Regions from separate parts of the Homo sapiens genome. Here region 2 is linked to region 1. The links are chromatin contacts, found by Hi-C or POLR2A ChIA-PET in ENCODE. All regions are on one chromosome and are shown on one strand. Each heading gives the region's core, a stretch centred on a gene start or an enhancer-like site at or near the end of the contact. The rest is flanking DNA. Distances are from core to core; before and after follow the strand shown.

Evidence for each region. Hi-C counts contacts between places; a loop is a spot of excess contacts on that map. ChIA-PET counts read pairs that join two places held with the same protein, here RNA polymerase II (POLR2A). Pooled maps may share reads with other maps.
Region 2: a map with no recorded cell type shows a loop between it and region 1 (4-fold over the local background). The contact joins the enhancer-like site here to the promoter of STX6 in region 1. A Hi-C loop is called at or near these places in 5 of 168 maps with a recorded cell type or tissue (HAP-1, K562, MCF 10A and 2 more), 15 of 37 single-sample maps with no recorded cell type and 10 of 50 pooled maps. POLR2A ChIA-PET finds 5 or more read pairs at or near these places in 20 of 52 experiments (A549, AG04450, B cell and 15 more).

What each region holds. Positions count from the first base shown.
Region 1 is chr1:181,020,230-181,025,529 of GRCh38, forward strand. It overlaps STX6 (syntaxin 6), which reads right to left and starts at 2,641. Exons shown (of 8, transcript NM_005819.6): 1 at 2,410-2,641. The coding sequence starts at 2,444. RefSeq lists an enhancer at 2,381-3,164 and silencers at 2,573-2,702, 2,823-2,922.
Region 2 is chr1:181,124,641-181,130,579 of GRCh38, forward strand. No RefSeq gene overlaps it. Among named protein-coding and RNA genes, the nearest start is that of IER5, 39 kb to the left of the region's middle. RefSeq lists enhancers at 4,212-4,311, 5,622-5,701. Within about 2 kb of position 4,656, at least 13 of the 41 ENCODE cell types and tissues checked have a DNase peak (open chromatin) inside an H3K27ac peak, as active enhancers do; they include B cell and GM12878, where a contact is called at or near this core.

The DNA.
Region 1 (5,300 bases), core at 1,391-3,890:
ATTTAATGAACTTTAAATACAGATCAATTATTTCTGATGAAAATTTAATGTCCAAATTTAAATGTGCAGTAAGTGTAAAATATGTATCAGATTTAGAAGACTTAGTACAAAAGTAAAATATCTCATCAATAATCTTTAATCACATGTTGAATATTTTGAATGTATTAGAGATTACATTAGAATTAATTTCACCTGTTCCTTTATATTTTACTGCGGCTACTAGAAAATGTAAAATGACATACATGGCTGGCATTATACTTCTATTGGACAGCAATGATCCAATAGATCCCAGGACAGCTGAAAGAGGAAATGAGACCAGAAGCAGGAAGAACAATTAAAAAGACTCTGATAAGCATCCAGGTAAGAGAGACAGGCCTGATTATCTAAATTCTGCCCATCTTCAAAACCTAATTCAAGATACACTACTGCCTCCAAAAGCTCTCCTAATCCTAACAATTCCCAAGGAGTTACCTTTCTCTGAACTCCTGAGGCACTTATCTGTAGCATTCACTTCAACACTCATTCATTTGCCACCTGTCATTTCTATTTAATTTTGGGGTAATTTGTTTCTCAGATTAGACCAGAAGCTCCTAGGCTAAGGGCCATAATTTAGGCACCTTTAATTTTTGCATGCTGTGTAATGCATTTTTGATACTTTTAATAAACACAGGTACATGACTCCCCAAAAATCTGGATACACCTTCATGGGTGACTTTACCTTTCCACAGCAGAAGGAACTGAGAATCTCTTTTCCTTCAAGAACCTTAAAGATAGGAGCTAAAATGATGTAAAAATCAATCAAAACTCCCTCCAAGCCAATGTTCCGATAAAGTAGTGATATTTAATCAGTGAGCAAGCATTAGTAGACTGTATAGGATACCATCAAGAAAAAAAAATGCCAAGACAGAAGAATTTAGGCTTTTGACAAATTCCATAAAAAGTCAAACAAAAAATTTCTGATCATCTCTGATCTCTACCGCCAGAGATAACCTTTGCCAACCTAAGCATTAAGAACTTTCAATCAAGGAAAAAACATCTATTTTAAAAATTAACCCCTAAATCAATCCTTCTAATAAATATCACATTTTCTAGGTAGGGATACACATATTACCAGTAAATTTACAACTCAGCATTTTCCCATCTAAATTAGAGTAAGGTGAAGAAAAAAAACTTTCCAGGGAAATATTAAGAAGTAGTATAAATGTATTTTACTGCATAATCGATAAAGTATTTCACCTAAAATACCATTTAAATTTTCTACAACACTTGACTATACAACGGCCAGCTTGCACCACTACAGAAATAGGAAGCTAGCAGCAACTAGTAAAAAGCAAGGGACATTCTGTGGTGATCAGTACTGACCTGGGAACTTTGCAGTTTTCAGATTTTTCATGTTTGACATTTAAAACAGAAAACTGACAAGTTTCTAATAAGAAACTAAAAGTTACATCAGAATTGATCTTCTTGCATGTGTTTAATGGCTACGAAGTGGATATTACAAAGTGCAGTTGAAGACTCTATCTCCAAAGAAACAATCGAGCAATCAAAGATGAGCTAGGATAGCTTGTAAGGGAACAGAAGGCAGTCCTTTCTATTCTGAAAGGCAGAAGAAATAGGAGAAACCTGTCAAACAACCTGGATGAAATCAAGGAGTTAACAAGCAACACTCATTTCCTTTAGCACTGTGAGAAAATTCCGGTTGCTAATAGAAAGCTGAGGAAAGTTTGGTTTGGCTTGTTTCATTTTGTTTTCCTTCCAAATCATCACTGAGTATGAACGACTGCTTTCCTCTCCTCACATTACTCAGTAAAAACTCCCCCATTGAATTGTCTTCCGGTGCCCTGCTCCCCAGCCTCCCAGAACGGCCCCCGCCCCCGCCTCCCTCCCAGCAAACGTGCTCAGACGCCTCTGGGCTTGTTGTGGTCTCGCCAGTCTGCGGACAAGCGCTCCAAACTCAATGGACAATGGAGCTCACCCCCGTCAACGCGAACTACAAAGCTCAGGAGGGCCATTTCCCTTTTCCTGCCCAGATGCTGTTTTCGCTCCTTCGAAGCAAGATCCCATGCTCGACTAGACGGCCAGTGTGCGCCAGGACCCGCGTGTCTCCTTCCCCACCTGCAGAGCTGCTGAGCCCCTCGGCCCCCAAATAAATTGTACCGCAGCACACAGGCCAAAAAGGGCCCCCCACCACCAGGGGCTTGGCTGGGGACAGTGGCTTCACGGTCCAGGTAGGGATGGAGGGAACGTCTCTTGACGCTTGGTCATGGCCCTCAAGACTAAGCCGTCTCCACTGTTCCCCCTCCCCAGCTCCAACTTGCCTCCCCTCCCCCCACTGCGAGAAGACCTAGGAGGTGCGGGCAGGCAGCACCGCCACCTCTTCCTCCGGTGGAGCGCTCGGCCGACACTCACCCTTTCACCACAAAGAAGGGGTCCTCCATGGACATGGCGTCCCGGCCCCGGCCGCCTTCACCTCCTCCGCGCACAGGGCGCCCGTGCCTCCCGGTCTCCCTCCGCCCACCCCGCCTGTTCCCGCAGCTGCCCGCGCCTTAGTCTGGGTGAAGCCGAGCAGCGGGCACGCGCACAGGCCAGGTGCACAGGACGGCCGCTGGTCCAGCACTCGCTCAGCACCACTGGCCGAATCCCGGACTCGGGCGCCGGCCCCCTCGGCAGCCTCCAGTCCCGGCTCCTCCCGAAGCGTCGGAGGGCCTGACCCCACCCCCGGGACCCTCGGCCGCGGCCAATCACGAACGCCGCCTGAAACACGACTTCCGCACCCCGCTCACGTGACCAGGGCATATATCTCTCTCTCTCTCTCTCTCTCCTCTCTCTCCTCTCTCTCCTCTCTCTCCTCTCTCTCCTCTCTCTCCTCTCTCTCCTCTCTCTCTCTCTCTCTCTCTCTCTCTCTCTCTCTCTCTCCCCCCCCCCCCAGTGGGCGGGGCTTACGCCTGCGTCCCTCGGCCCTGGAGGCGGAGCCCTCGGGGCGGTGGAGGTGGGCGGGCTTCTACAGCCCTCTCCTCAAGCTTGAGGGTGAGGAGTGGCTTGTTCCCTCAGAACTAGGCAGTCGGCTTTTCAGGATAAGCTGTAGTTGTACCTGATTTGCAAAATCCTCTTACCTTTCCTCTACTTTTAATACTTAATTTTGACAGTATGTAATTTATAAATCTATCTGGTCCTCGACTTAAAATGAAGCATAGTATCTGATTATAATGTTACACAGATCCTTTAAGTAGGTCTTGCTTTGTGTTGGACAGTGTGCTAAAGGTTGTGTATGCATCATCTCAGTATCCTTTGGGGGAAAGTATTATTCCCCCCTCCCCCTTTTTGGGGGGCAGGGTCTCTCTCTGTCACCCTGGCTGGAGTGTAGTGGCACAATCACAGCTCACTGCACCCTTGACCTCCTGGGCTCAAGCGATCCTCCGGCCTCAGCCTCCCGAGTAGCTGGGACTACAGGTGAGCGCCACCACGCCCGGCTAATTTTTAAATTTTTTATAGAGATGGGGCTCTCAGTATATTTCCTAGGCTGGCCTTGAACACCTGAGCTCACATGATCCTCCTGCCTCTGCCTCCCAAAGTGGTGGGATTATGGGCGTGAGCCACCACACCATCCATTTTTCTCATTTTGTAGATAAGAAAATAAGTTCAGAGAGGCTTGAAGACTTCCTGTAGTCACACAGCCTGGACAGGGCAGAACTGCAGATTCTGTGCACTTTCCACCAGATGGGGTGTACTTTCTGTTGCTGTACATTCTGCAAATAACCATGTAAAGTAATTTTTCATACAGCATATGGTGCTTCCCAGGAGAGCACACCTTCGAGGAATAAAGAAGGGGCCAGGTATGACAACTTCCTCTCACTGTGGTTCAAGAGCTATTCGAGAAAACATTTTGCCCAGAACCATTAACCAACTCATATGCTAGATATGCTATGAAATTTGTGGATGGGGATTGTGGACTTTGATTGCTGAAAATCATTGAGCACTTACTGTGTGTGTGTGTCAGGCAGGATGTTAAGTGTTATCTCAGTTGCTCTTACAATGTGATAATTACTGCTATCATGCCCATTTTATAAATGAGAAATCTGAGACTCGGAGGTTAAGTGACTTGCCCAAGGTCACCAGTCTGGAGCTGGCACAGTCCTTGGAGCAACACAAACCCCGTTTAAACCTTGGCTCTATCATTCAGTTCCTCATCTATAAAACATAAATAATAATAGCTAGTTCATGGGTTGTTGTGATGGTTAAATAAAAATGTGTGTAAACCTCAAGATCCCAAAGGACTAAGTTACTGAAGTCAGGAAAACCAGTAAGGACGCTGCTAAAGTCATGTGGCCTGAAGGGATGAGGTCCAGACCAGGATGACAGCGATTGAGAACAGAGAAGGAGTGAATCTGACAGATGTTTCAAAAGGAAAACAAGACTAAACACCTAGACATGATGAGGGGCTGAATGGGTTTCAGGAGGGGAGAGAAGAGAGGGGTGAAAGCCAAAATCCCTGGAGGAGCGAATGATGGAAGGCAGATGTGGGGAAAGGAAGCAGTGTCCAATACTAGTGATTGCTAATGTTTATTGGGAGAGAACTGTTTAATTTACTTAGCTGGGGAGGTGAAAACGTGTCATCGTTCATTCATTCAACAAGCACATGTAAATTGAGGGGTAGGTGAGCATGGTGTTGAAGACCATCCTTGGAGTCTGATTGCTTGAGTTCTGCTGCTTCCTGACTGTTGCATCTCAGGCAAGCCGCTTCATCTCTCACTATCCTCAACTGTGAAATAGACACCGTAATAACAGCTTCCTTATAGAGTGTCATGAGGTGATGTGTGAAAAGTGCTTAAAACAGTGCCTGACACATGTTGTGCTCCTACTGTGTGCTAAGCACTGAGACACAGGCATGAACAAGGCTTGGTTCTTGCCTTCAAGGAACTGTCAGACTGGTGGGAGAGACAGACTGGTGGGAGAGACACACAGTGAGAGAAGGGCACAGGTTGCCATAGAAACACAGCGACAAGATACCAGTATATTTGTGTGTTTTCGGGGCTGGGGCAGGGGGTTCCTAAGCAGTGACTAGAAGCAGCCAGGAGAAGGGGGCCATGTTGCTGGAGTAGAAGGAAAAGGATGGGGGCAGCAGGAGCTAAGCCTGGAGGTGGACAGGGTCAGATTATCAGGGCCCTTGTTTGTAATGTTCAGAATAGTGGACGCTTCCTATGGACAGTTCCCCATGGGGACTGAGGGAATTGACAGGGTCAGATTGGCATTTGAGACAGATGCTTCAGTGGCTAGGAGGTTATGGTCCAGAGGAGGGATGA
Region 2 (5,939 bases), core at 3,406-5,905, 110 kb after region 1:
CCTAAGAGTCATGTTAGCCCACACACATGAGATCAGACTCTGGGGAACCTATTCCATTTTAGCTGCAGCATTTAGTTCTTTCCAGTTTTCTAATTCCTCTTTTTTTTTTTTTTTTTTTTAGTTCTAGTGTTTGCTTATGTTGAGCCACTGCAGAAAACCCCCCTTGAGTGGGCTTAAAAAATAACAGCCACCACTACAAAACCCAACATTTTTATTATTTCTTTACCCTCCCAGTTTCCAAATAGTTCCCTCTTTTGGGGCACACATTGACCATCTTTCTTCTGTCCCAGACACGAGGTGCACTGTCGCATGGCTGACTGTGAGGCTCAGTGGGGCCATTTCTGTTGAACATATTGCAGGTGAAACTGCCCCAGCTTTCTTCTCCTCTGATGTCTTTCAGCCCCATCATCTCTGAGGTCTCCTTAGGGAGACCTCCTCATTCATTCATCCAGTGGATAATTATTGAGCACTTACTATTGGCCAGGTGCTGTTCCAGGCACAAGGGTGCCATGGAAAGCATGATAAAATTGTCTTGTGAAGCTTACATTGGTCAATGGAGACAGACAAACACCCAAGATGTAAATAAATTTAAAAGGTTCAGATAGTTATAAATGCTATGAAGAAAATAAAATAAAGTAATATACGGAGCAACAAGAGGAAAGGAGAAGAAACATCAAGTGCCAAGATCCCAGAGTAGGAAAAGACTTCAAGAATGGAAGGGGTATCAGGGACAGCGGGGAGGGGGAAGGGACAGATCACACAGGCCTTATATGCCATGGGGAGGAGTTTGATTTTATTTTTTGTGCAGCAGGGGAGCAACATGATCACTTCATGAGAAGGACCATCCTGGCTGTTGTGGAAAATGGATGGTTGTGACCAAGAGTGAGAACAGGGAGACCAGTTGGGAGGCCATTATAGTCACCCAGGCCTCGGCTGTGGTGGCTTGGAAGGTGCCCCCTTGGATGGGGGCAACAAAGAGGGTGAGAAATAGATTTGAGGTAGATTTATTTTATTTTATTTTTTTGAGATGGAGTCTCACTCTATTGCTCAAGCTGGAGTACAGTGGCGCGATCTCTGCTCACTGCAACCTCTGCCTCCTGGGTTCAAGCCATTCTCCTTTCTCAGCCTCCTGAGTAGCTGGGATTACAGGCGGCGCCACCACACTGGCTAATTTTTGTATTTTTTTTTTTTTTGAGACGGAGTCTCACTCTGTCGCCCAGGCTGGAGTGCAGTGGCGCGATCTCTGCTCACTGCAAGCTCCGCCTCCTAGGTTCATGCCATTCTCCTGCCTCAGCCTCCTGAGTAGCTGGGACTACAGGCACCTGCCACCATGCCCGGCTAATTTTTTGTATTTTTTTTTTTTTTTAGTAAAGATGGGGTTTCACCATGTTAGCCAGGATGGTCTCGATCTCATGACCTTGTGATCCGCCTGCCTTGGCCTCCCAAAGTGCTGGGATTACAGGCGTGAGCCACTGTGCGGCCTAATTTTTGTATTTTTAGTAAAGACAGGGTTTTGCCATGTTGGTCAGGCTGGTCTTGAACTCCTGATCGCTGGTAATCCACCTGCCTTGGCTTCCCAAAGTGCTGGGATTACAGGCATGAGCCACCACGCCTGGCCTGAGGTAGATTTTAGAGGCAGACACAGTGGAGTAGAAAATGCTCTTGTCTGGGACCCAGAAGTCCTGGGATTAAATCCTGAGTTCACCACTCATCAGATGTGGGAGCTTATACAGATGGCCTAATGCTTCAGTCCCCTCATGTATAAAATAAAGATACCGGCACCTACCTCCCAGTTTCTCAAGAAGGGGAGCTGAGGAAGGCAGATGTGCCCAGCATGGTGCCTGTGAAACAGGGCCTCCGCCAAGTTGCTTAGCGAGAATGAGTGTGGGTTTGAGTGTACTCCAGAGAGGTAGCTAGGCACTCCAGGCATTTCCTGGAACTCACTTGTCCTCTGTTAAAAAGGTGGAAAGGAAAGATTGTCACCCAGGCTATTGGGAGTGGGCGCATCTTCCAGGTAACTCAAAGTCAACTCTGAGTAAACAGGTAAGGGTGTATTTGGAAGCCACTCATTGCCTTTTAAATTGGGACATGGGTTTTAGGTGAGGGTTGGGAAATGCCTAGGGCTGGCAGGAGAGAATGGCCTGAGGGGCTCATGGCGGCTGGGCCAGGCAGGAGGGCTTGAACCTGGGGGCGGGCCTGTTGCATCCAGAGGGGCAGCTGGTAGAGGTGGCTCTGGAAATACGGGCTCTGGCAGATGATGGAAGGAAGACTGGGGAACAGTTTGATGGACTGATAGGTTTCCAGAGACTCTCAGCCAGCCTGGATAGTGACCTTTTGCAGGTGGAGCTGGTCAGTTTTGAGGCCTTTCCGTGGAAGTTCTGAAAGCAGAGGTCCCGCCCCTGGAAATCCCCCAGCCTACGCCGGCTTGTTGTTGTCCTGCAGCCCTGTGGGAGCTGCCTGACCCTGGGGCAGGGTGCACGGACTTAGATTAAGGCCAGAACCAAAGGTCAGCTTAACTGGAGTAGTATCCATGGGCTATGCCCCTTTCTTTTTAGCTCTCTGAAGTGTGGATGCTGCAGCATCAGGTTTCTGAAGGGCAGGAAAGGGGAGCTGACGTCAGCAGAGCACCTATGGAGCACCTGGCACTGTGCCAAGCAGCCTAGACTCCTCATGACACATGGGTAAAGCAAACATTATTATCTCCATTTTTTTTTTTAATAGTAGGAAACTGAGGCTCCAAGGGTTGGAAGTAGCTTTTCCCATGTCACGTGACTGGTACTGGGAACTCGAGTCTGCCCTGCTTCACAGCTCTTGTTCCTGCACAAGTGTCTCCGGAGAGGCTGGGGTACATCAGAACCTCCAGAGGAGGGGACTTGGGAGCTTGATGTTTAAAAAAGCAACACAGGCATGTGCAATGGAGAACTGAATTGGAAGCTTCTGCCTGTGGCTTTTTTTTTTTTTTTTTTTTTTTTGAGATGGAGTCTTGTTCTGTCGCCTAGGCTGGAGTGCAGTGGTGGAATCTTGGCTCACTGCAACCTCTGCCTCCCAGGATCAAGCAATTCTCCTTCCTTAGCCTCCTGCGTAGCTGGGATTACAGGCATGTGCCACCACACTCAGCTAATTTTTTTGTATTTTTAGTAGAGACGGGGTTTTACCATGTTGGCCAGGCTGGTCTCAAACTCCTGAACTTATGTGATTTGCCTGCCTTGGCCACCCAAAGTGCTGGGATTACAGGCATGAGCCACCGCGCCTGGCCTGCCTGTGGCTTTATTGAAGGCCTTAGTGGGGACATTGTTAGGTGCCTGCTTTTGCAACACCACCTTAGCAGGACTTACAGAATCTTAACTGGAAAAGAAACTTTAAACTGTATTAACTAGGCCGGGCACCGTGACTCATATCTGTAATCCCAGCATTTTGAGAGGCCAAGGTGGTGGTTGTGGTGGGGCTGGGGGGGTCATTTGAGCTCAGCCTGGGCAACACAGTAAGATCCTGTCTCACTATGGGCAGGGTGGTGCGTGCCTATAGACCTAATCACTTGTGGGGCTGAGGTGGGAGGATCGCTTGAACCCTGGAATAAACTGTGTTAACTGACTTTCCAGCTATGATGCCTGGGGAAGTCATTTAACCTCTCTTAGCCTCAGTTTTCTTGTCTGTACAATAGGGATCAAAATGTTTACCCTGCAGAACTCTTGAAGGATTAGGGATGTTATAGGAAATGACTTAGCATAATGCCTGGCCCAGCTAACCACTGAATGAATGGTAGCTGTTAACATTAACCAATGCGTCATTAAATCTTCTTTTTTGTGAGGGGACTGGGGGATTGTTGGCTCCCCTGTGGTCTGCTCACCCATTGCTGAGGCCCCCTCCTTGGCACAGCCTGTTCCATAGAAAGAGCAGACTGCCAGCCACTCCTCTCCTTCTTCCTGAGGAAGCCCAGTGTCCCCACGGGCCATCGGACCCTTGCCCCTGGCGCTTGAGGCTTGGACACATGGTGACACCCTCTGCTTTTCAGCTGGCAAGCGTGCTCCCTCTCCAGGCTGGCCCCAGGGCAGGCCGGGCAGGGGGAGCTGGCCTCGTACTGGGGATGCTGGTCCTCTGCCCTGCTCCTCTGCCAGCTGGGCGGCTGGGCCCGGCAGCAGCTTGGACTAGCTTGAAGGCCCAGCAGGGGCCTCTGTGGGCGGCAGCCTCCCTGAGCCCCTCTTTTAGCACCGGGCCATCTGGTGCCTCTGTCCCCTTTTGTGTGCCTGCGGGGAGAGGAGGGGAAGTGAAGGGGGAGGAGACAGGAGATCTCTCTGGCCAGCTTTCTTCTGAATTGAGGAGAAGGAGGAGTTTGAGACAGAGGGGAGCAGGGCCTGGGAAAGAGGTGGAGGGGACTCTAGGCTTGGGACTTAGGAGGAAAGGAGGAGGGAGACATGAGAGATGGGGGGGAGAAAGAAAGCCCAGAAGGAACGGACGCTCTAGGATCCTGGGTACGAGAGCTCAAAGGGAGAAGAGAGCAGAGAGAGCAAGCCAGAACCAGAATGCTGTGTGGAGAGGAAAGGGAGTGCTGCAGAAGAGGGAAGAAAAGCACTCAGGAAAGAACGATGTCCAGGAGTTGAAAGGGGTGCAAGACTCTCTCCAAGTACAATGTGTTAAGTTGGTGCCTTATTTCTGTTCTTGGAAAGAGGAAGTGAGAGTGTGTGGGTCGGATGCCCTTCCCTGGTCAGGCTGAGGGTCAAAGGGAGGGGCGGCTGAGACCTGCAGCGTGAATTTCCGCAGAGCAGCCTGGGGCCCAGCCTGGCCCTGCCCAGTGGCCATGCAGGTTGGTTCCCAGTCATGGCAGGCACCAACTGCGGACTCCCTAGGGGTGGGAAGAAAACGTCTCCTACTAATACCCCTTTGATGGGGTTCACCTGGGGAGTAAAAATGCATTACTGAGGGCATTAGAGGCATGACTTTAAAGAATGTCACGTTTGGGATTTTACAGGCTTTGAAGCACCTGTCCCCTGCCGGATGGCAGAACATCCCGTGTCTTCCATCAGGTCCCAATGGCGTGGCATGAATGATGCAGACACAGGAATAACAATAAAAGCATGTGGCTTTGTGCTTCTCTGGTGCCATGTTCATTTGGGCTCACGGTCTGCATTTGGTGTAGTCACAGAGGACACAGAGAATGGGCTATTTTCTCTGCTGAGGACAATACAGACTGGACTTGGGTTGAATGCCTGCCTTTCCCTGGCTCTGTTCCTGGAGCCCGCTCAGAGTTGAGCTCCTCTCCCTGCTGAGTTCTTCCAGGCAGTGGCCCCCTCCCTCTACACTCTGGCCCTGAGGTGTGGTTAGCCCAAAATCTGCCAAGTCATCTGCATAAGGCCTTATCAGGGTCTGTCTTCCAGTCCCATCTGGAAAGTACTGTCCTTGAAGTGGGAAATCTTTGCAAATGAACGCACGACTGAGGCACTGGGAGAGCACACTAGGCATGAGAAAGTTGAGTGTGACTGATTTAGTGCATGTAGGTCCATTTAACATCAACCAAGTGTCAAGATTTTTTTCTTCCACCATTAAGTTCACTTGAAGATCACAGGCTGGCAGCTCTAGGAAGCACTTTGCAGCTCCAGTGCTGGTGTGGGGGTGCTCCATCCTGCCTCAAAATGTCCCTGCAGTGGTTCAGCCCTGCTGGGCTCTGGAGGAGAATGTGCCTTAGACATGCTCCCCGAGGAGCCATGGGGAGCAGGGCAGGCCACGGGGGAAGCAATTGCTGCCAGCGGGGCACGCTCACCTTGAGGAAGGGCAGGCTGCGGCTCAGAAGATCCCTGAGCAAGGTCACCAGATGTGGCCAGCGGACAGCTGACAGCAAGCAGAGATCTTGGGAGATGTCTGTTCGTGTGCATCTGCAGACAGGCTCACAGCTGAGCCACCTGAAGAAGGGCTAGAGATGACTTGCAGCAACTGCTGTGTATCGA